Linked DNA regions of Homo sapiens: region 1 is linked to region 2. A link is an interaction called in ENCODE POLR2A ChIA-PET data of the cell type or tissue named here. Cell type or tissue: K562. All regions are shown on one strand. Each heading gives the region's core, and the rest is flanking DNA. Links, peaks and the distances in the headings are about the cores only. Region 1 overlaps PC (pyruvate carboxylase). Region 2 overlaps SPTBN2 (spectrin beta, non-erythrocytic 2).

The links. ChIA-PET counts read pairs that join two places held together with the same protein. Peaks named below come from ENCODE experiments on the same cell type or tissue, not always from the same donor. Only the 100,000 strongest peaks of a DNase experiment are listed, where the experiment ranks them.
Region 1: POLR2A ChIA-PET joins it to region 2 with 10 read pairs; 2 of 35 experiments call an interaction of 5 or more read pairs at or near these places.

The regions. Positions count from the first base shown.
Region 1 is chr11:66,893,894-66,907,417 of GRCh38, forward strand. All of the region lies in intron 3 of PC (pyruvate carboxylase), which reads right to left. Among named protein-coding and RNA genes, the nearest start is that of MIR3163, 34 kb to the right of the region's middle. RefSeq lists an enhancer at 11,241-11,888. In K562, for the core only: no CTCF peak of the experiment used is centred there; no DNase peak of the experiment used is centred there.
Region 2 is chr11:66,713,150-66,729,022 of GRCh38, forward strand. It overlaps SPTBN2 (spectrin beta, non-erythrocytic 2), which reads right to left. Exons shown (of 38, transcript NM_006946.4): 1 at 15,592-15,873; 2 at 8,201-8,291; 3 at 7,935-8,113; 4 at 2,681-2,832; 5 at 2,073-2,246; 6 at 1,167-1,258; 7 at 942-1,022; 8 at 482-597. The coding sequence starts at 8,091. Among named protein-coding and RNA genes, the nearest start is that of SPTBN2, 8.1 kb to the right of the region's middle. RefSeq lists an enhancer at 6,727-7,684. In K562, for the core only: no CTCF peak of the experiment used is centred there; DNase peaks (open chromatin) are centred at 11,539, 14,602 and 15,002; H3K4me3 peaks cover 1,756 bases.

The DNA.
Region 1 (13,524 bases), core at 1,446-9,445, 170 kb after region 2:
CTTAGGGTCTTCTTTAGCTCTTCCCCTCCCTCACCTACCATCTGGTCAAGAAGTCTGGGCAGTTTTACCTCTTTAATCCCTCACATCCTTCCCTCTTTTCATTTCTAAGAAGAGGACCCTGAAATGTCCTCTTCTTACTACTTAACTATCGTAAAAACCTCCTACTCATTACCACAGCTCTAGCTACCAATCCACATTAGGTACTAGGGATAGCTAGCATCCCCAAATACAGGCATGACGGCACTCTTCCTGAAAAGTGGGGTAATTCTCTGACTCCCCACTGTCTGTAGGTGGGAAACTCAAGTCTCCTTGGGGACCTCCCCCAAAATTAGTGCACCCTGCCTGTCCAGCCTTGTCCCCCCATGCCCCAGCCTCCCGGATTCTCCAGCTGCAGCCCAGCTGCCTCCTCTTTGTTCTCAGAAATCCTAGCACCTGCCCCTCTCCCTCAGAGCACTCCCTCTACCATTAGAACACCCTTCCCGTCCCAGCTTTTGCCCATGCAAGTCCTGCTCCTGTCTCAGGTATGCATCTAATTTTTCTCCCTCCCTTATGAAATCCCACTAAGACTTCAGCAAATATATATATATTTTTAAAGCTATGAACCCCCAAGGGCAGAACAGGAGAGGAGACAACAGCAACATGACTGCAGAAGCTGGAGCGCAGCTCGCGTCAGCTGACCTCACAGCCTGGGTCTGGAGCAGGCTGAGAACACCCGGGTTCCCACCATCCACCAGGAATCCTCCAAAGGCCAGGGAACTGCAGCTCCAGGCCTCCCACCTCCACAATGGGCTGAACGGGCTGCCGTGTATAAAGAGGGCAGGCTGAAAGCTTTCAAAAAGCAATCAGGGCTGGGCACAGTGGCTCGCACCTGTAATGCCAACACTTTGGGAGGCCAAGGCGGGTGGATCACCTGAGGTCAGGAGTTCGAGACCAGCCTGGCCAACATGGTGAAACCCCGTATCTACTAAAAATACAAAAATCAGTTGGGCGTGGTGGCATGCACCTGTAGTCCCAGCTACTCAGGACGCTGAGGCAGGAGAATCACTTGAACCCAGGAGGCGGAAGCTGAAGTGAGCCGAGATTGTGCCATTGCACTCCAGCCTGGGTGACAAGAGTTAAAACTCCGTCTCAGGAAAAAAAAAAAAAAAAATAGCAGTTAGACCCCTACCTCCCCCATCTCATGCCAGAGACCTCCCCTCTCCAGCCCTGGAAGAACAGAGGTTTACTTTCTGGGGAGGGAAAAGTGTGGGGTCTCTGGACTGGGAAATTCGAGGCACAGTTGAGGGCCTGGGGACCTTGCCAAAAATGGGGGTGGCAGGTTACGTGACTCTTTGCATGCTACCCCCTTCCCCAACTGAGCTCCCAGGTGTTGACACTGAGGTTCCCCAACAAACAGCCTGCCCAGATCATGTACTGGTAAACTCAGAACTGGACCCCCACCTGCTCCAGCTCCCAGGCAGCATTTTAGACCCTCCTAATAATTATGAGTGGGCAACCAAAGGTCCCTGGGCAGATTCATTCAAAGAGGATGGAGACCAAAGGAAAGAGCAGAGAAAGCAATTTGGAGGAAACCAACTATGCAGGGAGAAGAAAACTTAGAGACAAACATGGCATTCACATTCTCACAGAAATAAGAAACGATTACATCAGTGAAAACATAGGATGCTACACACATTTTTAAAGAACCATTTGGGGAGCAAAAAAGCTCTTGGAAATTAAAAAATACAATAAGACAAAGCAATAGAAAGGTTGAAAGATAAAAGGAAATCTTCTAGAAACTGAAGAAAAGAGACAAAGAGATGGAAAATAGGTGAAAAAGGGAAAAAAATTAGAGGGTCAGTCCAAGAGATCCAAAAACTAAATAATAGGAGTTTCAGAAAGACAGAACAGTAAAAAACAGAGGGCAAGAAAAGGAATGTTTCAAGAAACTCCCAGGATAGGACATGAGTTTCCACACTGGAAGGACTTGCTGAGAGCCTCACGAAACAGATGAACACAGGCCTACACCAAGGCACTGTGTCCAATTTCAGATCCTGTAAGCTTTCCCAAAGGAGGGTAAAAAGAAAAAAAAGACAAAAGTATCAGAAATCAGAAAGGTTTTGGACTTCTTAGCAGTTTCAGAAGTTAGAAAAGTGCAAAGCAATCCTTCAAACTTGTCAAGGAAAAATTGTTTCCAACCTGAAATTCTCTTTTTTTTTTCTTTCCGGAGACAGTCTGGCTCTGTCATCCAGTCTGGAGTGCAGTGGCACAATCTCAGCTCACTGCAACCTCCACCTCTTGGGTTCAAGCAATCCTCTGCCTCAGCCTCTCGAGTAGCTGGGATTACAGACATGTGCCACCATGCCTAGCTAATTTTTGTATTTTCAGTAGGGATGGGGTTTCACCATGTTGGCCAAGATGGTCTTGAACTCCTGGCCTCAAGTGATCCACCTGCCTCGGCCTCCCAAAGTGCTGGGATTACAGGCATGAGCCATGGCTCCTGGCCCCAACCTGAAATTCTCTATCCAGCTAAACTATCAACCATGTATGAAAGTAAAATAACAAGAAAAGGCAAAGGTCTTTGTTAGGAAGCTGCTGTCAATATGCTGCACCCAAACAAGGGAGCAAGCAAACGAGAAAGAGGAGCGGGGAACAAAGGAGAAAGACAGAGGAAATCCCTGGGAGAGGGCACGCCAAGGGAGCAGAGGGGCAAGGAGGATGGACAGCGCCGCTGGCTCCCTTCAAGGGGAACTAAAGGAAAATGAAGCCTCACTCTTACTGATGAGAGGGCCTATGCCGAACCTGACCGCAAGACACGAAAGCAGCAAGAACATAACACCTGAAGCCTAACCCACACCTTAGCAGGAGGCCCCTGATCCCCACGGACCACAATGTGGATGCTGTGAAAATCTGCCTAGATGAGAAGCGTCCGCCTATATATACGCACATACACTCATAAACATAGAGTATTTCTAGAATGACACTTCAGGAGCTGGTAACAGTGGCTGCCTCTGGGAAAGGTTTCTCTTTCACTGCTGATCCTTTTGTTTTTTGTTTGTTTGTTTGTTTGTTTTTTGAGATGGAGTCTCACTCTTGTCGCCCAGGCTGGAGTGCAGTGGTGCAATCTCGGCTCACTGCAACCTCTGCCCCCGGGATTCAAGAGATTCTCATGCCTCAGCCTCCAGAGTAGCTGGGATTACAGGCGCGCACCACCATGCCTGGCTGATTTTTTTGTATTTTTAGTAGAGATGGGGTTTCACCATGTTGGCCAGGCTGGTCTCGAGCTCCTGACCTCAGGTGATCCACCTGCCTAGGCGTCCCAAAGTGCTGGAATTACAGGCATGAGCCACCGCGCCCAGCCTTGACCCTTTTGAATTGGCACCATGTACTTGATTATCTATTCAAAAAGTGACTAAGTCGGGGTGCAGTGGCTCACACCTATAATCCCAGCACTTTGGGAGGCCGAAGCAGGCAGATTACCTGAGGCCAAGAGTTCGTCACCAGTCTGGCCAACATGGCAAAACCCCGTTTCTACTAAAAATATAATAAATTATCTGGATGTGGTGGCACACACCTGTAGTCCCAGTTACTCGGGAGGCTGAAGCAGGAGAATTGCTTAAACCCGGGAGGCAGAGGTTGCAGTAAGCAGAGATTATGCCACTGCACTCCAGCCTGGGCGACAGAGAGAGACCTGCCTACAAAAAATAAATAAACAAAAAGCGAATAAAATACAACATGCGAAAAGCTATCCTCCTTCAAAGCCTCACTTCATTGCCCCCTCCCTGAGGAAGCCTTCCCCGGTTCCCAACCCAGGACCAGAGTAAGACAGGGACCCTCCTCCTGGCCTGCTTCTCCCCAGGCCCTGGTTAGCGAGTACAGGTCATGTATCCAGCCTTGAGCTCTACGGGGGCAGACATAACTAACTCATCTTTGTTATGTCCACTTGGTAGAGATAACTTGCTCCAGGAGCACTGGAAAGAAACTTTCATTTTCTGCCTACAATATTCCAGGCATCTTCCTTTTAGCCCACTGAATTGTCACCACAATCTCATGGGGTATTATCAACCCTCATTTTACTGAAAAGAAAATTGAGGCTGGGAAGGACCCACAGGAAGTAGCAAACTCAAGAATAATTAAGGCTGCCCAGCTCCAGGGCCCCTGTTTTTTCATGAGAGCAGCTAGCCTGGTGCCTAGCTCACAGTACAGTTCCAAAAATGTTTAACTCAACCAAATTAAATTGGAATTAAGATTAAACTGGAATTAAGATTTTCTTCTGGAGCTGGGGTCCTCCCATGTTCTGAGATCCTGAAAAAGCAGCTGAGGGCCCTCAGTGGCAGACAGCACCTCCACCCGGCCAAAGGGAGCCAGGGCCAGCGGTCACAGCCCGGTGGGAAAGTTTCCTCATTAAATCACAGTCTTTTAGCCGACTGCGCTGCCCTTCAGGGCCAGGGTTTTGTTTTTTAACAGCTTTACTGAGATACAATTCACATACCATATAGATGAGACACATAAAGTGCAATTCAATGGCCGGGTGTAGTGGCTCACACCTATAATCCCAGCACTTTGGAAGGCTGAGGTGGGCAGATCACTTGAAGTCAGGAGTTTAAGACCAGCCTGGCCAACATGGCAAAACCCCATCTCTACTAAAAATACAAAAATTCGCTGGGCGTGGTGGCAGGCACCTGTAATCCCAGATACTTAGGAGGCTGAGACAGGAGAATCGCTTGAACCCAGGAGGTGGAGGTCGCAGTAAGCCGAGATTGCGCCACTGCATTCCAGCCTGGGCGACAGAGCAAGACTCTGTCTCAAGAAACAAATAAAGTGCAATTCAATGGCTTTTTAAATATATTCACAGATATGTGCATCTACCGCCATAATCCGCTTTTAGAACATTTCCTATCCCCTAGCTGTCATGCTCCAACCCCCTTAGCTCCCTCAGCCCTTGGCAACCACTCATCTACTCTCAGTCTCTATGGATTTGCCTATTCTGGACATTTCTTTTCTTTTCTTTTTTAAGATGGAGTTTCGCTCTTGTTGCCCGGGCTGGAGTGCTATGGCAACGATCTTGGCTCACCACAACCTCTGCCTCCCGGGTTCAAGCGATTCTCCTGCCTCAGCCTCCTGAGTAGCTGGGATTACAGGCATGCGCCACCATGCCCGGCTAATTTTGTATTTTTAGTAGAGACGGGGTTTCTCCATATTGGTCAGGCTGGTCTTGAACTCCCGACCTCAAGTGATCCACCTGCCTTGGCCTCCCAAAGTGCTGGGATTACAGGGGTGAGCCACCGTGCCCAGCCAATTCTGGACATTTCATATCAACAGAATCATAAATTATGTGGGTTTTGGGTCTGGCTTCTTTCACTTAGCATATTGCTCTCAAGGTTCATCCGTGTTGTGGTGTGTGCCAGTACTTCACTTCTTTGTATGGCTAAATAATATCCCATCATATGACTACAGGTATGTGCCACACGATGTTGCAGTCAATGATGAAATGCATATACGATGGTGGTCCCATAATATTATTGATTTTACTTGACAGAGTCTCACTCTGTCGCCCAGGCTGGAGGGCAGTGGCACGACCATAGTTCACTGCAGCCTCAAACTCCTGGGCTCCTGAAGCCATCCTCCTGCTTCAGCCTCCCAAGTAGCTAGTTTTTTTTTCCTTTTTACTTTTTGCAGAGACAGGGTCTTATGACATTGCCCAGGCTGGTCTTGAACTCCCAACCTCAAGCCATCCTCCCATGTGAGCCACCGTACCCAGCCAAGAGTTCTTGAGGTAGTCTAGATACAAGTTCCTTGTTACATAGATGATTTCCAAAATGTTCTCCCACTTTGTGGGTTGTCTTTTCCCTTTCTTGATAGTGTTCTTTGATGTACAAAGGTTGATTCTGATGACGTACAGTTCATTTTCTTTTATTGCTTGTGCTTTGGCGTCGTATCTAAAAAATCATTGCCTAACCTAAGGTCACAAAGAATTACACTTATTTTTCTCCTTATAGCTCTTCTTACATTTAGGTCTTTGGTCCATTTTGAATTAATTTTTGTATATGGTATGAGGTGGGGTCCAGTTCATTCCTGTGCATGCAGATATACAGTTGTTTTAGCGCCACTTGTTGAAAAGACTATTCTTTCCCCCATTAAATTGTCTTGGCGCTCTTACTGAAAATCAATTAACTGTTAATGTGAGGGTTTATTCTGGGCTCTCAGTTCTATTCCATTGATCTATATATCTATATGTCTATCCTTACACCAGTACCACACTGCAGTTAAATTCTGAAATCAGGAAGTGTGAGTCCTCCAACGTTGTTTTTTTTTTTTTTTTTTTTGAGACGGAGTCTTGCTCTGTTGCCCAGGCTGGAGTGCAGTGGCACGATCTCGGCTCACTGCAAGCTCTGACTCCCGGGTTCACGTCATTCTCCAGCCTCCCAACTAGCTGGGACTACAGGCGCCCACCACCACGCCCGACTAATTTTTTTGTATTTTTAGTAGAGATGTTAGCCAGGATGGTCTTGATCTCCTGACCTCATGATCCGCCCGCCTTGGCCTCCCAAAGTGCTGGGATTACAGGTGCGAGCCACTGCACCCAGCCTGTTCTTCTTTCTTAAGATTCTTTTGGTTGTTCTGGTTCCCTTACATTTCTCTGTGAATTTTAGGATCATCTTGTCAATTTCCGCTAATGAAGGCATCTTGGATTGTGATAGGGATTGCAGATCAATTCAGGAAGTATTGCCATCTTAACAATATTAAGTCTCTGATCCATGATCATGGGGTATCTTTCCATTTATTTGGGTCTTCTTTAATTGTTTTCAACAATGTTTCATAGTTTTCAGAGTATAAGTCTTGCACTTTTATTAAATTTATTCCCAAATATTTTATTTTGATGCTATCTTAAATGGAATTGTTTTCTTCATTTTCAATTTGCCCACTGCTACTGAAATACAATTGATTTTGGCATACTGATCTTATGTCCTGCAACCTTGCTGAACTCATTTAATTCAAATAGATTTTTAATGAGTTCCCTAGGTTTTTCTATACAAGATCATGTCAACTGAAAATAAAAATACTTTTACCTCTTCCTTTCCAATCTGGATGTTCTTTATTTCCTTATCTTTCCTAATTGCCCTTTATGATCAAATTTTGAACTAGTAACTAGTTTTGATTTGGCAGCCCCTTCCCAAAAAGTAGCAGCAGCAGCCGCTCAGACCCTAGGATGCCAGAGCTCTCATCCCCCCTGCTTTCCACACCTGCTGAGTGGATGCCTCCTCCACAGCTTTGCCTTTTGGGGAAAGGCTACCTGGTTGGCGGCCTCCCTGTATGCCCTTCTCTGGACCCAGCGGGGCTGAGCCCTCTGGGTGGAGGCACCTGGGCTCCCTTCCTGGCTGGTTTCCTGTAGGTCCAGCCGATGAGACAGAGGCACAGGCGGGAGACAAGGGTAGGTAGGAGGCGGTGGAGAGAGAACGTGGGGTGTGCCTTCCTCACTCTCTACCAGCTTTGATGCCACCATCCTGACCCAGGCTGTGTCTTGTCGCTATGACAGTTCCTGCTGGCATCCCAGTGTCCACTATTCAGCCCTCACTGGTGTTTGCAGGAAAGGCTATTTATTTATTTTTTTTTGGAGACAGAGTCCCGCTCTGTCACCCAGGCTGCAGTACAATGGCGCGATCTTGGCTCACTGCAACCTCCACCTCCCTGGGTTTAACCAATTCTTCTGCTTCAGCCTCTGGAGTAGCTGGGATTACAGGCACCTGCCACCATGCCTGGCTAATTTTTTTGTATTTTTAGTAGAGATGGGGTTTTGCCATGTTGGCCAGGCTGGTCTTGAACTCTTGACTTCAGGTGATCCGCCCGCCTCAGCCTCCCAAAGTGCTAGGATTACAGGCGTGAGCCACCACGCCCAGCCAGGAAATGCTATTTCTTCTCCTGACCCCTTCAAGCCTAGTGGTAGTAATGACTTTCCACTGTCGCTTGGTGCCTCAACTTCCCTTGTTGGGTGTCTGACTTTTCTTGGCTATTTAATTCAATTTATTAAAAATAGTGTGCAACCCTCAACCATTCCTGGGTAGTCTTGACTGCTATTCTGCTAGATGACACACCCCGACATCCCGTGGAGGAAGTCACTGTGGAACCTAGGTCAATGTGAAAGCCTGGTTCTCTGGGCGAACTGATTACCAAAGTACCCAGTCCATGAGCCAAGGCGATAGTAAAGAAATCCAATGGGAAACAGCTTCAGTTCCTGGAAGAGGAAAGTAAACAGCAACCCAGGCAGGACATGGCCTTGACTGTGTTTGCTGCTGTTTTCTCTCCCTATTCGTGACTCCTAGGAGAACATATCTTCATAGCCCCATGATCTGACCTTTCATCCTATGCTTTGGAGTTTGAGCACAAACACTGACTGGCTCAGAGGCTTCCCGGAGATGCAGCTCTGGGCATCCACTATTGCTGATTTTACTGTGATGGCCACATAGCAAGTGTCGGAATTGCTGATCATTTGTGTGAGCTGCTACTGAGTGCCAGCCACTGCACTGAGTGATTTCTATGATCTCAATCATCAGAGGGCTTGTAAGGGGAATATTATTGTAAGCATGGAAAGACACCCAGATGAACAGCTTGCCTATGGTCTCAGAGCTCAAAGCCACGTAGACCCCTGTCTGCCCGTCATGCCGAGCTGTGCCTCAGGTCCTGCCCTGCCACCTGGGAGTCCCTTGTAGATAGATTGTCAAGACTGATCATGCTAGTGATTAGTAGTTACCAATCTCTCCTCCCTGCCTGCCAACCTCAGCCACTCTCCTCCACCATCACTCTTGCCCTGGCCACTCCCGGGCCTGTGATCACACCCTCCTCTTCCTCCTCCAGCTGTATCACATCACAGTCACACCTGTGTGTCCCCCAAACTCTGACCACAGCCCTTCCCCCAGGCTAACTGTGTAATCACAGTGGTGCTGCCCAGCCAACCCCCAGCTGAGTGGACATTTTGTTTTGTTGTTTTGGAGTTCTGCAAATAGCAAGAGCTTCCAGTTTGCCTTTACCCTAAAATGCACACCCCAGGGATGGGAGGGAAGCACAGCGGCTGCGGCAAGCCGGGCTGTCAGGCGCCTACCCGCTACACCACCGCAGCCCATCCACCTGCTGAGCAGCTGCTGACTCGCCAGGCCTTACTTTTCTGCTCCACATTAGCAGGGGGGTGTTCATCCGAATATAACAGTTCCTCCTCAGGGGTGAGAAATTAGCTTGCTGAAAACCCCCACTGGGAGGAAGGAGGTATTCAGAGTCGGGGACCTGCGGTGGTGAGTGGATCTACGAAAGCCCTAGGGCCAGACTGCCTTTCCCATCTTCTTAGTCCCAATCCAGAAGCGATGCATTCTCAGCACTGCCAACTCCTTTCCCCAATCTGAAGGAAGAGGGCATGTCTTATAATAATTATGAAAACAAGAATAATTCATAATAGCTGGAGTGCCAGGCCTTGGGTGAGGCACCATCCTGATTGTCTCCTCAATACTCACAAGGCCAGTATGATTCTATCCAACCATGTTGTTGAGCTCATCCCTACGGACTATAATTATTATTATTTTAAAAAATATATTTTTTGGCTGGGCGTGGTGGCTCACGCCTGTAATCCTTGCACTTTGGGAAGCCGAGGCAGGTGGATCACCTGAGGTCAGGAGTTCAAAACCAGCCTGGCCAACTTGGCGAAACCCTGTCTCTACTAAAAATACAAAAAAAAAAAAATTAGCCAGGCGTGGTGGCAGGCACCTGTAATCCCAGCTACTGGGGAGGCTGAGGCAGGAGAATCACTTCAACCTGGGAGGCGGAGGTTGCAGTGAGCCAAGATGGTGCCATTGCACTCCAGCCTGGGCAACAGAGTGAGAGACTCCATCTCAGGAAAAAAAAAAAAAAAAAAAAAATATATATATATATATATACACACACCCACACACACCCACACACATATATACATTTTTTTTTTTTTTATTTAGAGACAGAGTCTCACTTCGTCACCCAGGCTGGAGTACAACGGCACGATCTCAGCTCACTGCAACCTCCGCCTCCTAGGCCCAAGCAATACTCCTGCCTCAGCCTCCCGGGTAGCTGGGATTACAGACACCCAGCACCATGCCCAGCTACAGACTATAATTATATTTAACAACAATATTGCTAGTGCTCTGCAGTTTAGAAGGCGCTTTAGCAGACACTCTCACTTGCTACTAAGAGTAACCTCGCCTGGTAGGTAGGACAAGCACATCTTCATTTGACAGAAGCTTTTACACAGAGCATGGGGCTTTCTGGCCTATCTCCCACCCCTAATGTCCCACACCAGTTCCTGATCTCCTGCCCCACCCCTCCTGCACCCTGCCCCTTCTCAGGTGACTCACTGTGTCAACATCCTTGAAGGAATGATTTCTGGTTCATGGCCCCAGAGCTGGAGCTTTGGAAGGATAATGGGAAAAGCAGCCAGGGTCCCTGCCCTCAAGAGACAAGCATTCTAAGGCTGGGCGCGGTGGCTCATGTCTGTAATCTCAGCACTTTGGGAGGCCAAAGCAAGCAGATCACTTGAGCCCAGGAGTTTGACACCAGCCTGGGCAATACGGTGAAACTCTGCCTCTAAAAAAATACAAAAATTAGCCTTGCATGGTGGCATGCGCCTGTAGTCCCAGCTACTCAGGAGGCTGAGGTGGGAGAATCACCTGAGCCTGGGAGGTCAAGGCTGCAGTGAGCTGTGATTGTGCCACCACACTCCAGCATGGGTGACAGAGCGAGACCCTGTCTCAAAACACACACACACACAAAAAGACACGAGTTCTAATGAAAGAGAAAGGACAAATACAAATAAGGAACTGTATGACTAAGTGGGATGGAAGGCCTGGCAGGGGTCACCTGGCCAAGTCTGGACCACAGGCTGCTGTGATTCTGTGGGAAGGGAACGGCATTAAGAGGAACGGCATTAAGAGTTAAACCTTGGGTTCAAGTTCTGGCTTTGCTATCATCCATCATATGACCTTGGGGAATTCACTCTACCTCTGGACCTGTTAGTCCGTCTACAAAACAGATTTATCCCTCTCAGCACAGAGCGCTGACAATTAAGGGATCTGTTTTACAGGAAACTTCAAATTGGCTCTTCGGTTTCAGAAACTGTAAACCACAATACATATGCAAAGGACTGTGATTAGATTTCACCTCATCAGAGGTATCAAGTGTTTACTGAGCAACAAACTGCCTGTAACACACACTTGAGGGATGGAGGATCATATAAAACATGGCCTCTGCCTTTAAGAAAATCACTATCTGCTGACGAGGCAAGACTGGCACAGCCAACATATAACAAACACATAGTGTGTGCAAAGGCACTGCTGTTAGAGAAAAGGGAGAGGAGGCAGGCCGAGCAGCTTAGGAGAGCTAAGTGAAGGCTCACAGAGGAGACGCTTGGCCTGGCCCTTAGCAAGGGTGCCAACGCCTGCTGTGTGAGTGCACTGGGGTGAGAGGGAGAAACAGGACCGGCTGTCCTCGTCTCCAAGGGCGGACTCCAAGCTGACTCTGTTCAGGGTCAGGGGCCAGTGGAGCCAGTTCAAATCCTGATCACAACCCCCTAATGCTAATTAATCTGGTTACCTAGAGGAACTAAGTTGTCTGAGACTCTGTAAAATAAGAATAATTATTTGACTTTGTATGTTCATTGGGAGGATGAAATATGAGAATGCATGTGAACTGGTCCATATTAGGGATGTAATACATGCTACAAATTAATAATCCTTGACATCAAATAAGGTCTGACTGCCAGGGTGGGATCAGATTTTGGAAGGTCAGAAGCACCAATAGAGAAATATAGACACAATGATTTGGGGGTGATCAGCATAGAAGTGACAGCCAAAGCCATGAGAAAGAGCTTGGCCTCAGCAAGGTGGGGAGGGCTGCTGCCCACAAGCCCAGCTCCGGCCACCAGCATGCTCCCTCCCCACCCGAACCACGGGTGCCTGGGCTGCCCAGGCCCTGGCGAGCTTAGCCCAGGGCATCACCACTCACCTGCTTTCCTGAGAAGAGCACAGGAGCAGAGGTGGAACAGCAGAAATGTGAGGAGGAGAAACTGAGGCAGGAATGAAACTGAAGGGATGGTCTTAAGAGGGGCAAACAAATACTGCTAGTATGTCACAGCACAGGAGCCCAAAAGAGAAGTTTCAGGCAGAGGTGGGCGGGCGGGGAGCCTGCAGTAACATGAACTCTCAAAGTTGTGGGGAAGGGCAGCACCAAAGCAGACAATGACCCAGTGAGAAGCTGACACGGAAGCAACGGAAGATGAATCAGGAGGTTTAAGGGAACGATATGCAGCCCCGCCTAAAAAGTATGCATTCATTCATTCAGTCACTTCTGAACGAGCCTTTACAACATGCCAGGCACTGTCGGTCATCAGAGAGAAAGTTGTGCAGGAGAGAACAGGTCCCTGTCCTCATGAAACTGACATTTCATTCCAGCCAGGAAACCAAGCACACAAACAAGACCAAAGATCCATCCTGATCGGTAAGTACTGTCTCCTGGCCTCAGACTCCCTCCTGATGGCAGGTCTCCCTCGGTGTCACAGAGAAAGGCACCACCTGACAGAGAACAAAGCCACGGTGCTCAATCCCTCCACCCCTGGCCTAGAACTCCCGGGGTGGGGAGAAAGGCATGTTCTTAACAATTGCTAATCCCGAGCAGTTTGGGACTAAGCAGAGGGAAATAGAGCTGAAGCATACACAGATGTCCACGTCACCTCCATCCCCCCAGTCTTTCCCCCTACGAGCATGCCCATGTACACACACATGCACACTGCATTTCTCCCCTCTCCTTGGATTGTTATCCCATGACCTGGCAGGGAGCCTGGCCCGTTTGCAGTTAAAGAACAAGAGGCCATTTGGAACCTGATCAGTTTCTCCTCCTCCTAAACTGAGGAAAAGGTTTTCTTCAAAATGGGAGATGTTCTCTCCCCTTAGATCTGAGCAGTGAGTCCTACTCAAACGCCAGAGGTCTGGTCTCCCAAAATACGGGTAGTAACATGTTTTTCCTGCACTGCTGTCTGGGAGGTCTCACATGTTGAACAGAGCATGACCTCAGCCCTCCTATTTCCCAGATTCCTAAAGGAAAGCCGGGCCTTTCTGTTCTGTAACTCCAGGGCATTTTGTGAAGGACTGAGCCGGCTGGGGAGCTGGAGCACAGCACACGAAGGGCCGGCTGGTGCTGAACTATGAGCAGGGCCTCCCCATGACCACTGGCAGCCATGCCATTTACACAAGGAACCATGTGGCCTTTCCCTCAACTGTCACCATCATGCAAGGGTGTTCTGGCCCAGAGCTCTTGGATCCATGGCCAAGGTCTTCTGTCCAAGGTCTCAGGCAAAACCTGTTCTCGGCCAGGAACAGTGGTTCACGCCTGTAATCCCAGCACTTTGGGAGGCCGAGGCGGGCAGATCACCTGAGGTCAGGAGTTCAAGACCATCCTGGCCAGCATGGTGAAACCCCGTCTCTACGAAAAATACAAAATTAGCCGGGTGTGGTGGCACACACGTGTAATCCCAGCTAC
Region 2 (15,873 bases), core at 7,658-15,657:
GGACACAACCCACAGTCCAGGGCTCTTTCTGTCACTGGGCTGCCTTTCTTCCTACCTACAGTCTTTTGTTAAAAAAAAAAAAAACCTGAGAAATGATTGTCACACCATAAAATTCAACCTTTCAATGTATATAATTCAGTGGTTTTCAGTGTAAAGATATATATTTTTTTTGGGGGGGAGGGGTAGTCATGGGGTCTCACTATGTTGCCCAGGCTGGTACCAAACTCCTAGGCTCAAGTGATCCTCCTGCCTTGGCCTCCCAAAGTGCTGGGTGTGAGCAACCACGTGTTTTTCAGTATATTTACAAGGTTGTGTAACCATCACCACTTTCTAATTCCAGAACATTCTCTTCCCCCACCAAAGAAGCCCCTGTATCAGTTGGTGGTTACTCCATGTCTTCCCCCTCCGCAGCCCCTGGCAACCACTGGTCCACCTCCTGTCTCTACCCTACCACCTCTTTTTCACATAGCTCTGGCCCCACCTTCGGGATCCAGCAGCTTGGTAAGTCCCAGTTCCTTTTCAGCCAGATTGAATGCATTCTGCAGATTATAGTGTGCATTACACTTCTTCAGAGACTCAAAATCCAGCAGGTCTGGCCTGGGTGGGGAGGCAAGACAGAAGGGATCAGAAACATGTGAGATCTCGAAGAGGAAGAGGAAACCCACACCAATCTTTATCCCTAAGTCACCGACCCAATTTTGTCCAGAAGTAGGCATCCCAAACCCACACTGCTGCTCACAGCCCCTCCCCACACCACCTCCCCTGCTTCCCATCACAAGTGCTCTGCGCAGCCCTGCACCCCCATGTTCTGGTTCTGCTCCGAGTGCTATTCCTTCCGTCTGACTGCTGTGCAGCTCATCTCATCTCTGTCTCCACATGTGCACCCCAGGTCATTAGCCGACCCAGCAGCTCTGCTGCGTTTGCTAACCCCATCTTCTCACCGGTGTTTATGCACGATGGCGTTGAAAGCTAGTCCATCTCTCCAGCTGGTGGTGAAGTTGTGTACATTGACGTTGGGATAACTATAAACAGAGATTCAGAAAATGGTGAGTAGGGCTGAGCTCTGTTCTATGACTCCAGGGCAGTCACCAGCTCATGGTTCCTGGAGCCCAGCACAGCCTGGGGGTCACTGACCCTCCAGTGCCACACGCCCAGGGTGTCCTCACCCTGCAGTCTTCATCTGGCACCACAGAAGCAGGGCATCCTTGGCTGACTTCTTCTCCTTGTTGTCTTCTGTCTCCACACTGATGTCTTGGATCTAGGAAGGAAGCAAGCAGGGCCCTCAGTCCCTGGACAGGAACTCCTGGTGTTATCAGAGATGCTCAGATAAATGGCAGGAAACTGCTCTTTAGACTGTGGTAATGGGGTGGACAGGCATAGCCTGAGGTCCTTTCAACCTAGGCCAGGGACCACAAAACACTGGGTGCAAGGGATTTGAGGCAGCAGATTAGGGTAGGATGCTGAAGAATGGGTGTGTCTGAGTGGAGGGTGCTGGTCCCTCCAGGTGGGGAACTGCAGGCAGAAGAGTGAACATTTTCTGAGAGCTGGCTCTCCAAGGTCTCTAAAAGCTGGCTCTCCAAGGTGAAGCCGACAGAACCCGGGAAGGAAGGGGGTGATCAGGAACGCTGTGATGGCATGAGGACACTGGGGCATGAGGAGGAGGAGGGTGACTGTTCCATTGGGGGAGGCAGGCAGAGTTTATGGCAGGGAATTGGTGCCAGTGACCAGACCCTCTAGAAGTTCCCAAATCCCTGTGGTGAAGGACCAGTTGGTAAAACTTCCAGTCTCCTGTGGACCAACCTGTGGTCCTGGTCCCATTGCACACGACCAACACACAGACCAGAACACAGGGAATTTGCCACAGGGGTGTGACATTCACCCAAGCTGGTTTCTACCCTGCTGAAAGAGGGGAGTCCACTGATCTGGTGCTTGGATAGCGCCGCCATGGCAGCTGCTACATAAGGTTCTAGATCCTCCATCTTTGTGTTTGTTGTGTCATGGGCCAGCAGGAACGGCTTGCGGTGCAGAGCCAGGGCAGGAACCACACCCTGTGTGACAGTGTGCTGGGGTACCTGGAATCGAAGGATGATGGTCCAGACCAGCCCAAGGGTCAGTCGGTGGTTTCCGTCCACAATGTCATGGGAGCCCATGTTTTCCAAGTGCACTTTCTGCTCCTTGAGGAACTGCAGTGCCTTGTCCACGTTCTCCAGGCAGTGGATCCGCATGCGGCCCTTTGTAGGCTTTGGCTGTGGAGGGACGGGGGCAAAATGGCACGGGACTGTGGGCTTCCACCTTCTTCCCCAGCCTTCACAGGGCCCAGCTTTGCACACCTTCCCCATGACCTACCTCAGGAACACAGACAGGCACAGCCCCAGGGCTGGAGCCAAAGCTGAGCTTACAGATGAGGCTTGGGCAGATTAAGATTCCCAAGGGAATTAATTGCACCCAGAGTAGGTGGGAAAAGAAATGTTTTCAATGGGGCCACTGTTCCTGTCTCCATGAAGCAATGCTCCTATGTAATCTAAGTGGCAAAGGCACTTGAAATGAACCCATCCTCTGAGCAGAGGGAGCCACTGCTTCCCGCCCTGTGCCGTCACTCTCTCTGAGGGCTGTTCTTCCAGCTGGTCCCCTTGGACACTTTTCTAAGGCCCCCCCACTTCCCTTCATGACCACAGCTCACCAGTATCTCTCCCGAGAGCACCTCGAGGAGCCTCAGCAGGTTGCGTCCGTCCCGGAGGTCGCTGTACAGGTCCCCCACCCGGCACGTGACCCGGGCCAGGTGCGAGTTTACCCACTTGGTGAAGGTTTTCTTCTGCACAGCTTCTCGTTCATCTGTGGTGGCAACATGGGTTTATTTCTGTCCCTCGAGTTCAGTATGCCTGCTTCTAAACACCAGTTGGCAGGGGTGGGGGATGGAGAAGCCTGAGAGATGGGAAGCGGGGTCCTCTAAGGAGGAGGAAGGGAAGGAAGATGACCGGGAGGAAAGCCCGTAACTTGCAATGAGCTCATAAGCAAGGTAAAGAAGAAAGATGAAAGACAGAAAATAGGCGAAGGTTGGGTGTGGTGGCTCATGCCTGTAATCCCAGCACTTTGGGAAGCCAAGGCGGGCGGATCACAAGGTCAGGAGATCGAGACCATCCTGGCTAACACGGTGAAACCCCGTCTCTACTAAAATTACAAAAAATTAGCCGGGCATAGTGGCGGGCGCCTGTAGTCCCAGCTACTCGGGAGGCTGAGGCAGACTGACGTGAACCTGGGAGGGGGAGCTTGCAGGGAGCCGAGATTGTGCCACTGCACTCCAGCCTGGGCGACAGAGCAAGACTCCGTCTCAAAAAAAAAAAAGAAAAGAAAAGAAAAGAAAATAGGCTTTGAGAAGAAAGGATGAAGACCTTTCATCCTCAGAAACCATGGGACATGCAGGGAGGGGCTGGGATGGGGCAGTCGTGGAAGCAGTGGAATGCTGGTCAAGTGACTTCATTCATCAGAGCCCCAATGTCTCATCTGTAAAATGGGAACATCACTTTCTACTTCAACAGGTCATTGTGTTGATTAAATGAGATAAGGTATATAAAACAACTAGTTGGTGCCTGGCACAAAATGGCTCCTTGGTGAGCTGCTGTTATAAAGTGGTGTGATCTGGCCCGAAGGAGAGCAAGAGCTGCCCAGGCCGGTGGGAGGTATGGCTGTTCTCTTTTGGTTGCAGACAAAGGAGAAGGTGTGGGCTAAAATTATTGCAGCGGCTCTTCCAAGCGGTCATTAGGACTTGATGGTATAGAGGCTGCAGGCCTCCTGAGTCAGCTTACTGTCCTTGGATAACTTAAAGAAAAGGCAGGCTCCTCTGCTTCTGGGGGTTGGGGACAGTACATTCAGCTGGCTGCAAGGGGATCCAGTTCCAGGACATAAACACCCCATTGCTTAGAAGAACAAGATGTTGAGAGTTGGGAACTGGGAAAACAGTGAGGCCAGGAAACATGGGGGAAAAAAAGCCAGGCAGAGTTAGGTACCAATCTCAAAAAAAAGTTAGGCAATGCCCTGCTGCCCAGCCCACAGGGGAGGGGAGCTACTGAAGAGGGGAAGTAAATACTAGGTTCCGTAGGAAAATAAAAATTAAGAACGTTCTAAGTGACAAAGTGAAAGCATCAGAAACTGCTCTGGTGATGAGGATTTCTGCCACTTTCCCACAGAGAGCCCTGTGCAAGGACCCAACCCAAGTGGCTGGGGTCTGAAGAGTCACTTTTGCTTCCGTCTCAGCACCAGCATCTCAGAAACCGGAAAGACTCATCCCTTAATCTCACATTCCTAAGCACCTCACCCATAAGACACAGCAACACACCCACGTCGCTCCGTGTCTTTCACCTCCAGCCACTATACTGGCACCAAACCTGGGGTCCTAATAACATGGGACGGCCCCATGCTCCCCAGCACCCATGAAACCAAGGTGCCTTGGGGCCTCCCGGCAGGTCTACAGGCCCCATCTGAGCCAGGAGGAGCGTGGGTCACAGGCCATTGCTGGATCCAGGGGCACTGCCCTACTGCTGGGCACCCTGGGGTGAGGCCATTTTGGCACACAGTCAGAAGACACAGAATTAGTGGCAACTAGGAGGAAAATGGGCAAAGCCAAGCACCAGAAACCAAGTGTCACGTCACAAGACGCCCACAGCATCCCTAGATCCTTACACACACACACACAACAGTGATTCCCAAAAACACACCTAAGCACTTGTGCCAGAGTGAACACACACCTGCGCAGACATCTACCTGGGCCTGTTTGCACAGATCCTCTCCTTCGAGACACTCCCTTTGCTTCCACACACACTGCCCCCGTGTACACATTCAGACACACGCTCAGAGGCCTGGAAAACACAATCTCCAGGTCCCTGGGCCTGGCTCACCCCTCCGCCTCCCCTAACTGTCCTGGCCAGCGCTCCACCGCCAGATCCGGATCCACCTCAGAGGCACTGCTGGCGCCTCCCCAGGTGCTGGCACCCCCACGCCCTCCATGGCTAGTTGCCTTTGCTCCATGCAGCACCCCAAGGCCCGGCAGTCACACCCACCCATGCCATCATACACGGTCCCTGCCAGCAGGTCCAAGCCTTTCCCCATTCCGTTGACATCTGTGTATTTTCCGGCCTCTTGTAATTATCCCCTCTAAGCTGCATCACGTTGTCTCCCAACACAAACACTGGAGTCACACTGTGTCCTGTGCCAGGTCCTCAGCTCCGGCCACTCTCCCCACACCCAGGTCCCTCTCGCCCAGGCACAGTCGTCCCCACAGGGGGCCCCCGGGCCTCACCTTGCAGCTGTTTGAAGCGTCCTTCCAGCACGCTGGCATACTGAGCAGGGTTGATGAAAGCAGCTGGTGAAAGCAGGAGGCCCCCGGGGTTGTGGGCCCCTTCCACAGCCTCATAGTAAAACTCGCTGGCCTCATGCAGGCCGTTCCCGTGCACCCTGCTCACTCCGTTCCCATTCATGCTGCCAGCTGCTAGTTACAGAGCCCAGGGCCCAGAGTCCATGCTCCCCGCTGGCAGGGGGCCAGTTTCTGTTCCCCAGTGGAACCTCAGGCTGGAGTCCAGCGTCAGGGGATTCAAGAATGGTGGGAATTTCAAGGAGTGGCAAAAAGAGTTACGGGGTGTCCCGAACTCCTGAGACAGAGAGTGGGGGCACGCCTGGCTGCGGTGAGAGGAGACAGGCGGCTCCAGACAAACAGGTTGGACAGTGTTGGGGAGGGGAGAGAGGCGGAGTGTGGCCGGCGGGGGCAGGGCCAGGCCCTGCGGGGCGGCGGAGGAGGGCACTGCCAGCGCCTTCAAGACCCGCCCATCAGGCCCCAAGTTACCTAACAATGCACAGGACCCACGAGAGGGGCCCCCAATGCAAACTCCTGTTTCCCAGAGGTTTGCAGGAACAGCGAGGGCGACCCCTCTCTGGGTGACTCTGGGAGGTCCTTCTCCAGGATGTGTGGGCTTTGAGCCCCAGCTCAGAAACAGACAAAGAGAAATCTGGAAACGAGGAAATCCTCAAAGAGGAAAAGCCAGGCACTGTGCGAGGCATTTTCCTTCACTCCCTCATCTGTGAAACGAGGGCTGTTACCATCCTTTCCACTTGCTTATCACCACCTCCAGTGCCAGCCCCTTCCCTGCCCTCTGGCCCACCAGGGCCATCCTCCACCAGGCCATCCCTGCCCCCAGACGCCCCGCTGCTGGGCACATATACCAGGCGCCCTTCCTCTGGGCTTCAGCGTTTGTCATGTGCAGCCTACACTTGCCCTTCCTCATCTTCATTCATTCAGTGTTTATTTGACACCTACTGGCTGGAGACACAGTGCTAGGCAAATCCCATGCAGAGCTGCCTCTTCAGGAGAGCCCAGTTCAGTGGTGGAGATAAACACCCAATGAGAGCACGAGGTCACACAGATGTGTGCACAGACATGGTGACAGTGCTGGGTGGCCCAAGTTATGTGCAGCCAGACATGGTGACAGTCCTGGGTGGCATGTGTCCTATGTACACAGGCATGGTGAGAGTCCTGGGAGGCATGTGTCCTATGTACACAGGCATGGTGACAGTCCTGGATGGCATTTGTCATGTGTGCAAACATGGTGGGTGGCACATGTTGTACACACATAGACATCATGACAGTTCTAGAGGCTACATGAATCCAAAACCAGAGTGCCAGGAACATTTTCCCCAAACATGACATTCTCCATAACCCACACCTTCTGTCTTCTCTGATGTATAGACACACTGGTAGGAGTGTTTCACAGCCGGCCTGAAGACCCAACCAGAAGGACAGAGAGGCCCAGGAGAAAATGAGAAGGGGTCCTGGGAAGCTATGGCTGCCACAAGGGGGTCCTCAGACTGGTGCTGAGCTGGCTCAAAAGAATCACTTGGGGAGCTTTTGAAAAATCCTGAGTTCTGGACCAAGATTCTAACTTATTGTGTCTAGGGAGGGGCTTGGAAACCTGTATTTGTAAAAAACATCCCTGGGTGATCCTGTAAAACATGTGGCCAGGTTTGGGAACCTCCCCCTTGGAGTCTCTCTTCTTCTAGTGGCCAACCCCCACCCCCACTCGGAGCACCACCTCTCGGTGAGAGTAGCTGGGACCCCTCAGACTGGGTTGGGTTGGGCTGGGCTGGGCAGCCAGCAGGTCAATGGCAATGACAAGAGTGGGATGGAGGAGGAAGCCAGACGGGGTAGGTGGCCTTGGGGTGTGTGGGTGAGTCAGCCCCATGCCAGCCACTGGTGGTGTCAGGTGGCAGCCGCACTCTTGTTGCCATGACAACTCCTCCCCCGGAAGACAGGGAGGCCGTTGGACGAGTTTCCGCTCAGAGCGGAGAGCCCAGGCCCTGGGCTGCAGGGAAGAGTAGGAGCCAAGGCAGGCAGAGAGCACACCAGGGAGAATGGGCGGCTGCAGAAACCAGCAGCAGCGGGTGGAGGGAACCTGCTTCAGGGAACAGGCAGATGAGATAATGGGAGTAACAGGTGGCAGGTGGAAGGAACAGGTGGAGAGGGAGCAGAGGGGAATAATAGACTGGGAACAGGTGTGGGAAATGACAGTGGAAATCAAAGAAGACACAACAAGGGCATGACAGGTAAGGGAGAGGTAGGCGGAGAAAGGAGTGGCAAGAGCGAGAGTGCCGAAGGATGAAGGGACATGACCCGGGGGCTGAGGCCAGAGAGGGAAGCTGTTTTAGTCAGCTCAGCCAGTCCAGGGGCCAGTGAAGCGTCTCTATGCTTGGGGGGAAGAGCTGGGGAAAGTTCTGAATGGCCTGGAGCCTATTCTTGAGGCTGGATGTGGGGACCAGGGAATTGATAGAGTGCTCTGGGTCTCCCACTTAGAAAGAAAAGTCAGTCTTCCCATAAAGTTAAAGGGCTCTTCATGACGAGCTGACAAAGCCTCCTCCAGCATCCCCCCACCTCGACCCTCCTCTGACCTCACCTGCCAGAGCCTTAATGCGAGACCTCTCAAAGAGGCGGGCCGAGCTGCTGTCATTGTCCCAGTCCGAGTCAGGAAGGTCCCAGCGGTTGTTGATGTCACTGTACTGGCCCTGGATTTCCAAGCTGTCAAAGTCTGTGGGTGACAGCGTGCTGCTCATGGTGGTAGGCGGCTTCCTGCTCCTGCAAGGAGAATGTGGCCAGTGAGGGGTGTCCAGGGACCACCAAGCCCTCCACTCACCACCGGGGCCTTCTGTCTTCTTGCCCTACCTGTGCTCCGCTCTCCTTGTGGCCAGAGGCTGCGGTTGGCTGCTCAGTGGAAATCAGCCCCCAGGGGAAGAGGGGAAGCCACCTGGGAAGCCTGGGGACGGGAATACATCAGAAGCACAGAAAGTGAAGCAGGAAGGCAGCAGCAGCTCAGAGCAATGCGGTGGTCAGGAAAGGCTCCAACGACTTCGGGCCAGAGAGGGACGGGTTTGCGGGGTGAAGAAAGGGGTGATGGGCTTCAGTGCTTCAGACAGCAGTGTGCAGCCCAGGGTAATGCAGGCAGCACATATGGGGCCCCACAGGCAATAATGACTAGAAAGTGGCATTCTTTCCTTCTACAAACTGTTTTGAGCCCATGATCAACCCAAGATGGCCTACTATACCCTGTAGGCAAGTTGAGAGAAAAAGACCCAGATTTGTTGGGCGCGGTGGCTCACGCCTGTAATCACAGCACTTTGGGAGGCCGAGGTGGGTGGATCACCTGAGGTCAGAAGTTCAAGACCAGCCTGACCAACATGGTGAAACCCTATCTCTACTAAAAATACAAAAAATTAGCTGGGCGTAGTGGCAGGCGCCTGTAATCCCAGCTACTCAGGAGGCTGAAGCAGGATTATTGCTTGAACCTGGGCGCACCTTAGAGCGAGACTAGTAGAAAAAAAAAAAGACCTAGATTCTGCTCTTGAGTTAAGAAAAAGTTATGATACGCCAGGAAGACTGACACACTGTTTAGCAAGTGCCCAGGAGTTCAAAGGAGGACACAGTATGCTTCTCTCCGCTTTGTTTCCTTTGGTTTGCCACAGAGAATGTTAGTAAGTACTCAATAAATGTCGGCTGTGACATATCCCTGCCATTGACATGCATCACGTCACCATAACTCCCTGTGGGGTGAGGGCCCACTGTTGTCCCCATTTCATAGATGAGGAAGCTGCACAAAAGATATTAAGTTGGCTGGGCGCGGTGTCTCACGCCTGTAATCCCAGCACTTTGGGAGGCCAAGGCGGGCGGATCACAAGGTCAGGAGATCGAGACCATCCCTGGCTAACACGGTGAAACCCCGTCTCTACTAAAAAATACAAAAAATTAGCTGGGTGTGGTGGTGGGTGCCTGTAGTCCCAGCTACTCGGGAGGCTGAGGCAGGAGAATGGCGTGAACCCAGGAGGCGGAGCTTGCAGTGAGCCGAGATCTCGCCATTGCACTCCAGCCTGGGCGGCAGAATGAGACTCTGTCTCAAAAAAAAAAAAAAAAAAAAAAAAGACATTAAGTTGGCTGGGGGCATTGGCTCACACCTGTAATCCCAGCACTTTTAGGAGGCCAAGGCGGGTGGCTCACCTGAGGTCAGGAGTTTGAGACCAGCCTGGCCAACATGGTAAAACTCCATCTCTACTAAAAATACAAAATTAGCTGGGCGTGGTAGCACACGACTGTAGTCCTAGCTACCGGGGAGGCTGAGACAGGAGAATCACTTGAAACCAGGAGGTGGAGGCTGCAGTGAGCTGAGATTGCACCACTGCACTCCAGCCTGCGAGAGAGAGTGAGATTCTGCCTCAAAAAAAAAAAAAAAAAAAAAAGACATTAAGTTACTGGTTCAAGGTCACGCAGCCGGAAGAAACAGTGCCGGGTTTTGAAAAGTTCTTTCTGACTCTGGGGGACACGCTCTTAATCGCAGCCTCTTGAACATAGAACATACACAGGTTCCTCAACCGTCTTAGAGGCTCATCCCAGACGGATGAGCAGCCGTGGCTCCTGCCTAGGGCCCAGGCTGGGGAAATGTGGACCAGCACTACTTACGGCTCTAACTTACGCAAACACACTCTGTCCTCAAAACTAAAAAATGAGGTTCAGAATATCTGCTGGGGATAAAAAAAAAAAAACCTCTACTGTCCAAAGTTCTTGTGTAATTTAGCATTCAGCAGCATTCAAGAGAGGAGGAGGGGACTGGGTCTGTAACTTTAACAAAACCCCCAATTTTGCATTTCTCCTAGCCCTACTTCCTAGGACCAGGGCTGTAGTCTCGGTAGTCTCGGGTTCTGGAAGGAAGGAGGTCTGGAGAATAGAGAAGTGCTGGGTGGTGAGACTCAGGTAGGTGGTGAGACTCATGGGCACACAAAGGCAGAACCTGGCTTCCATCATTAACTGATTCCATGAAGCTGAACCTGACCTACTTGAAGGTCAGGGTTGTCTGCCCCTCCCCTTTCTCCTAAAGAGAAAATGTGCACAAAGATTTTTCTTGGGAGGAGCATTAATGAGATGCAAGAGAGCTAAGGTCTAAGGCTTGTAGATTTGGGCTTTAATTCCCTGTAGAAGGAAAGGGAGCTTAATTTCTACGAGGCCTAGGACTCTTCTCATTCAAAATCCACCATTTCTCCCCACAGATTCTCTGGATTTGTTCTGTAAATATTTATATAAAAATATATTCTAGGGCAGAGTTGAATCACCCTGAGTAAAGAGTGCTGTGGGCAAGGCATGACCTGAACTAGCGTCACCTAATACTCTCAGCTTCTAGACGGGAAAGTAGTCCACACCTCAGGACCAAGTGTAATTCCATTTCTCTCGGCCTCTCAGATTAGTGCTTCCTAACCAGCAGCCACACTTAAGCTCAGCTCTGGGATGGACATCTCCAGCACTCAAACTCTCTCTGCACAGACCTGCCCACAAAAATGCCTACACCCAAGTTCCACCCTGCCCCCGCTTCGGTTTCCATGACCCCTTACTAGGAGTCACAAACTTACCAAGGCTAGCCCCCAGGAGTGTTTTGCTGGGCCAATAAGCTATTTTTAAATGACTGATTTTTTGGCCGGGTGCGGAGGCTCACGCCTGTAATCCCAGCACTTTGGGAGGCCAAGGTGGGCAGATCACCTGAGGTCAGGAGTTCGACAGCAGCCTGGCCAACAAGGCGAAACCCCCGTCTCTACTAAAAATACAAAAAATCAGCTGGGCATGGTGGCAGGTGCCTGTAGTTCCAGCTACTCGGGAGGCTGAGGCTGTCAAATTGCTTGAACCCAGGAGGTGGAGGTTGCAGTGAGCCAAGATTGCGCCATTGCACTCCAGCCTGGATGACAGAGTGAAATTTGTCTCAGAAAAAAAAAAAGACTGATTTGGATTCCTTTAGATGGGTCTACAGACTCAGCCACTTCACATATCTATGTTACCTGCCTGGCCCCAACTGTTGAGGTTTGCAAACCCTGCCTCATATTTTTGTACTCCACAAAGAGCAGAAACTCAAAGAAGCTAACCATCTGACCCTGTCTCCAAACCACAGTAGCTCTGAGGCCCCTGTAAGCTGCACAGAACCTAAACATGGACTGCTTAGGCTTATCTTTGGGGATCCAACTTGGTCCTCCCAAGGGGAGGGGCAGACAACCCTGGCCTTCAAGCAGGTCAGGTTCAGCTTCATGGAACCAGTTAATGATGGAAGCCAGAAAGGTTCTGCCTTTGTGTGTCCATGGGCACACACCTCCCTACCTACCCGAGTCTCACCACCCATCACTTCTCTCTTCTCCATACCTCCTTCCTTTCCAGAACCAGAGACTGCCAAGACCACAGCCCTGGTGGTAGGAAGTAGGGCTCAGGAGAAATGCAGAATTGGGGGTTTTGTTAAAGTTACAAAGGGGCCCAACTGGGAGCCAGACCCTCCAGGGAAGTCCAACTGTTAGAATGTCTCTGCGGATTCCTACCATTACCAGGAGAAAGTATGGAGCTAGAACCTCCTCTTCCCCCAAATAAAACCTCAGCCACTTAAATGCTCCTCTCTCCAAATTGAATTTGAAGCATGCATGCTGTGTGTTCTGAGTTTCCAGAAATGCTGTGATATGGATCAGGAACCAAGCTGGCACTGGTGTCCTTAGATCACAGACCCCCACAGGGCCACCATGTTGCAACTCCACAGCCTTCCATGTGAATGGTGCTCTCTGGCATTGTTCAGCATGTGGCTCTGAGGCTCTGCTACCTTTGTGTCTCTAGGTCTTGGTTTCCAAGCATTCTGGCTCTGTAGCTCCCTGGCCTTTTGGACAATATGCTGTGTTCTCAGCTTGTGTCCCCTGCTGCCATCTCTAGATTCCCACTGATTTCTATTTGCTTTTCTCCTACACATATCCAGCGCTGGTTTCTTGCCACTGAGTAGATCATTCCTCACCTATGACCAGGGTCTCCATGCTCACATTTCCTCAGTCGGCCAGCAGCCCCCCAGCTTCATGACCCCCTGTCATGAGGAAGCTGGAGAATCCTCAATCGTCCTCTCTTCCACAGATTCCTGAAGTCTGGCAATAGGGTGGTGCAGTAGCTAATCCAGATTACAGTCTCATCATACCTTATTCTTAGCAATTGACCTCAAGGCCAGGCCCAAGTAGCTTACACTGTTAGTGCTAGAAGAATGCCAACCCCCGCCGGCTGCAGGCTTGGGGTCCTGCTGGAATGTACTCCAGGCGCTGCTGGAGGCAGACTAGGCTCACCGTGCCGATCCTCCAGGGCAGTTTTCCTCTCTTTCAGCTGACATGTTAAGCTAGAAATCCTATACCCTGGGCTACAGGCTGCCTTGTATCCTAATTCTTCCTCTCACCACATCCTGCTCCTGATGAATTATTTCCCTCCCTCAGAGTTGATCATTCCCTCCTCTGTGCTTCCAGGGCACTTCGGCATGCAGCTAGTATTGTACTTATCACATCGCATTACGGTTAGTTGTTTACGTGTCTCTCTGCCCGCTCCACATTTAACTCATTGAGGACAAGGGCTGTCTTACTCGTTTTGGTGTTTTTCCAGACTCAGTACAACAGATATTCAATAAAGAGATATTGAATGACTTGACTATAATTCATTTTTTTTGGCCATGGAATTAATGTCTTTCTTAGGACTAGAGAGAAGCTCAAGGAAAGAATGAACACGGGATTGGAGAAGACCTGCTCCTGGGCTGGAATACTTTCAGGGTTGAGCTCAACAGCTCAGGTCTGGGGATTCTCAAACTTCCATGAATCACAACAACCTGGAGGACTGTTAAATCACAGGTCACCCCCCCATCCCCCAGTTTACGATTCAGTACTTCTGGGGTGGTACCTGGGAATGTGCATTTCTAACCTGTTCCCGGGTGACACTGAAGCTAATGGTCTGGGGACCACACTTTGAGGGCCACCCTTGTCCAAAGATGAGAAGCAGCTGGAATTGGTTAGAGGAGCCATGAGTGTTGAGAAGACACAAAGTTTCAGGGGTGAGTGTGACCCAGGGTTAGCTTCTAGGTCTGCTCAGGCCCTACCCCACACTAAACTCAAATATCACTTCCCCTCAGGAGCTCAGGCGATGGGAGAGGAAGATGAAGATGGAGTAGGTACCACAGGTAATGAAAGAAACAGCACAGCGAACCGCAGATATGCGGGAGGAGAACGGCAGAGCTAGAGAAGTCACGGGAAGGCAGAGTTGAACAAATGACAGTGAGATGAATAATAGATTAGAAGAAATGGGGACTTTGGCAAAGTTCAAATCTTATTTGCTTCTAAGTATAAATGGGTGGACTGGCAGAGAGATAAAACGAAAAAGAAGTCACAAATCAGCTCAGGGCCTCCAGGAAGGCAAGAGAAAGATGGGCCCAGGGCAGAAGGAAGGAACAGCAAAACCCCGACCCACCTCTCAGACTGTGTTCCTGATCAATTCCCTCGGAGGAAGTTAGGAACTGGGCTGAAGAGGGGGACTGAAATTTTATTTTCTCTTCTAGAATCCTCCAGTTATGGCAGATTTATTCAAATATTCAGATTCTTCACTCCCTTGCTATCTCCCTTCCCCAACCCGGGGTCACATCAATTTCTCTAAGGGAAGAATGTAAACTCCATCCTATCTTCTCCTCGGCCAATCCTTTGCCTTTCTGAATAAGCCAAGAGGTTGCCCCACACCTCAAGCTAAGACACATATTTGGAACTCACTCTGCCCCTCTTCACCTTCAAGGAAAACTGGTTTGTTGCTACCTCTGCCCATACCTGAAACCCCCGGGCTCTCCAGCGTTGGAACTGTGGCTGCTCCGAGAGGGGGAGGGCAGACGACATGTAGCAGGTTAAGACCGGGGCAAACCTGCACCTCACACAAGCATGCAATGTCCTGGGGTCAATGGGGTAAAGTTCCAAGCGAGTGGAAGGTAAATCACGACTGTGGCACCGGAGCCGGAACACCCCCGCGAGCAGGCCTTGCTGGGTAGTTCCGTGCGGGGCGGACCGCACAGCCCTATCAGCTTCCTGGCCACAGAAACGCCGCACGCGGCCGCTTCCCCGCCGCCCGAAGCGTCTGCTTTCTCCCCGGGCCAGTTCCGGCCACCACAGCCAACCGCGTGCCCCTCTCCCACACACTGTGGGGGAACAGAAGGGAGCGCGTGGAGCCAGCTGCCAAAGAGGCGAGGAGGAGCCCACGCGGCTCCGGGGAGGAGGGAGCCCGGCTCCCGCAGTCCGCCGGGCAGAGGCGGCCGAGCGCGCCCCCAGCACCTGGCCCGGCGCCGGCCCGTCCGCCCCGCAGCCCCGGCGACGCGAGGGGCCGGCGCTGTCAGACCCGCTCCCAGCCTCGCCGCGAACGTGTCCGTCAGCCCTAACTGTTCCAGACTCTTCTCCCGGCTCCAGAGAGGCCCGAGTCCCCCCCCCTCGGCCTTGGCCCCCACCGCCCTCATCCCGGTACCTGTGTGGCTGGCACGGGACCCTCTCCGTCCCGTCCCCGCCTGCTCCCGCCCCGGCTCACCCCGGCCGCCGGGACCCGACCCCGACCCCGACCCCGACCCCGCCGACCGCACGCGGCCGGACAAAGCGCGCCGCCCCGCGGGCCGGGACAAAGCGGGCGGGGCGCCGGCACCTACCTCGGCGCGGAGCCGCGGCCGGGCGGGCGGGGGCGCGGCGGGCGGGGGCGCACCGGTAGTTGCCGCGCCTGCAGCCCGGCCGCGACGGGCGGTTGCAGGCAGCGGCCGGGCGCACGGCGGGCGGCGGGCGGGCGCTGTCACGGGGCGCAGGCGGCGCGGGGGGCGCGCGGGGCGGGCGGCGGCGGGGCGCGTGGCGGCGGCGCGCGGGCGCGAGCGGCGGGACTGCGGCGCCGCGGAAGGAGGACAATAGCCTCCCCCTGCCGCAGGCCGCCGGCTCCCGCGGGAGGCCCGGGACCATCTGGAGCCGGCGGCCCCGCGGGGCTCTGGGCGGGGCCCGAGTCGCCCCTTCCCCGCCCAGCGCCATGGCAACCGAGGCCCCTCTCGGTGCTCCCCGCCGCTCCCCGCCCGGGGTAGTTGACCTGCCTCGGGGCGAACGCGGCAGCAGCTCCGAGGCCGGCTGCCGACCCCCAGCCACCTTCCGTGCGGGGTCCCCCCAAAACCCCGCCTTCCCGTCCTCGCTGGTCCCTGGGTCCCCCACCACAGCTTACAGGTCTTGATCTCCCCGGTTCGGACACCTCACCTTTGTCCCTATTCTGCTTTTCCTCCAAAATCCGTATCCCCGAGACACGCGATCCTTCCTCTAATGACACTGCCGACGAGGTTTCCCGAGATCCAGCCTCCGTTCCCCTTTCCTCTCCGGGCACCTCCAGTCCGTCTCCGCTAAGCATTCCTCTCACCCGTCCCCTCGCTCTCGCGTCCTCCTTCAGGCAGCTGGGCCGGCTCTCCCTCCCAGAACATCTCCATGGCACAGTGAAGATTCGTCTTCTACAGATCAGATGCTCCAAACAGGCATCTCAGCGCT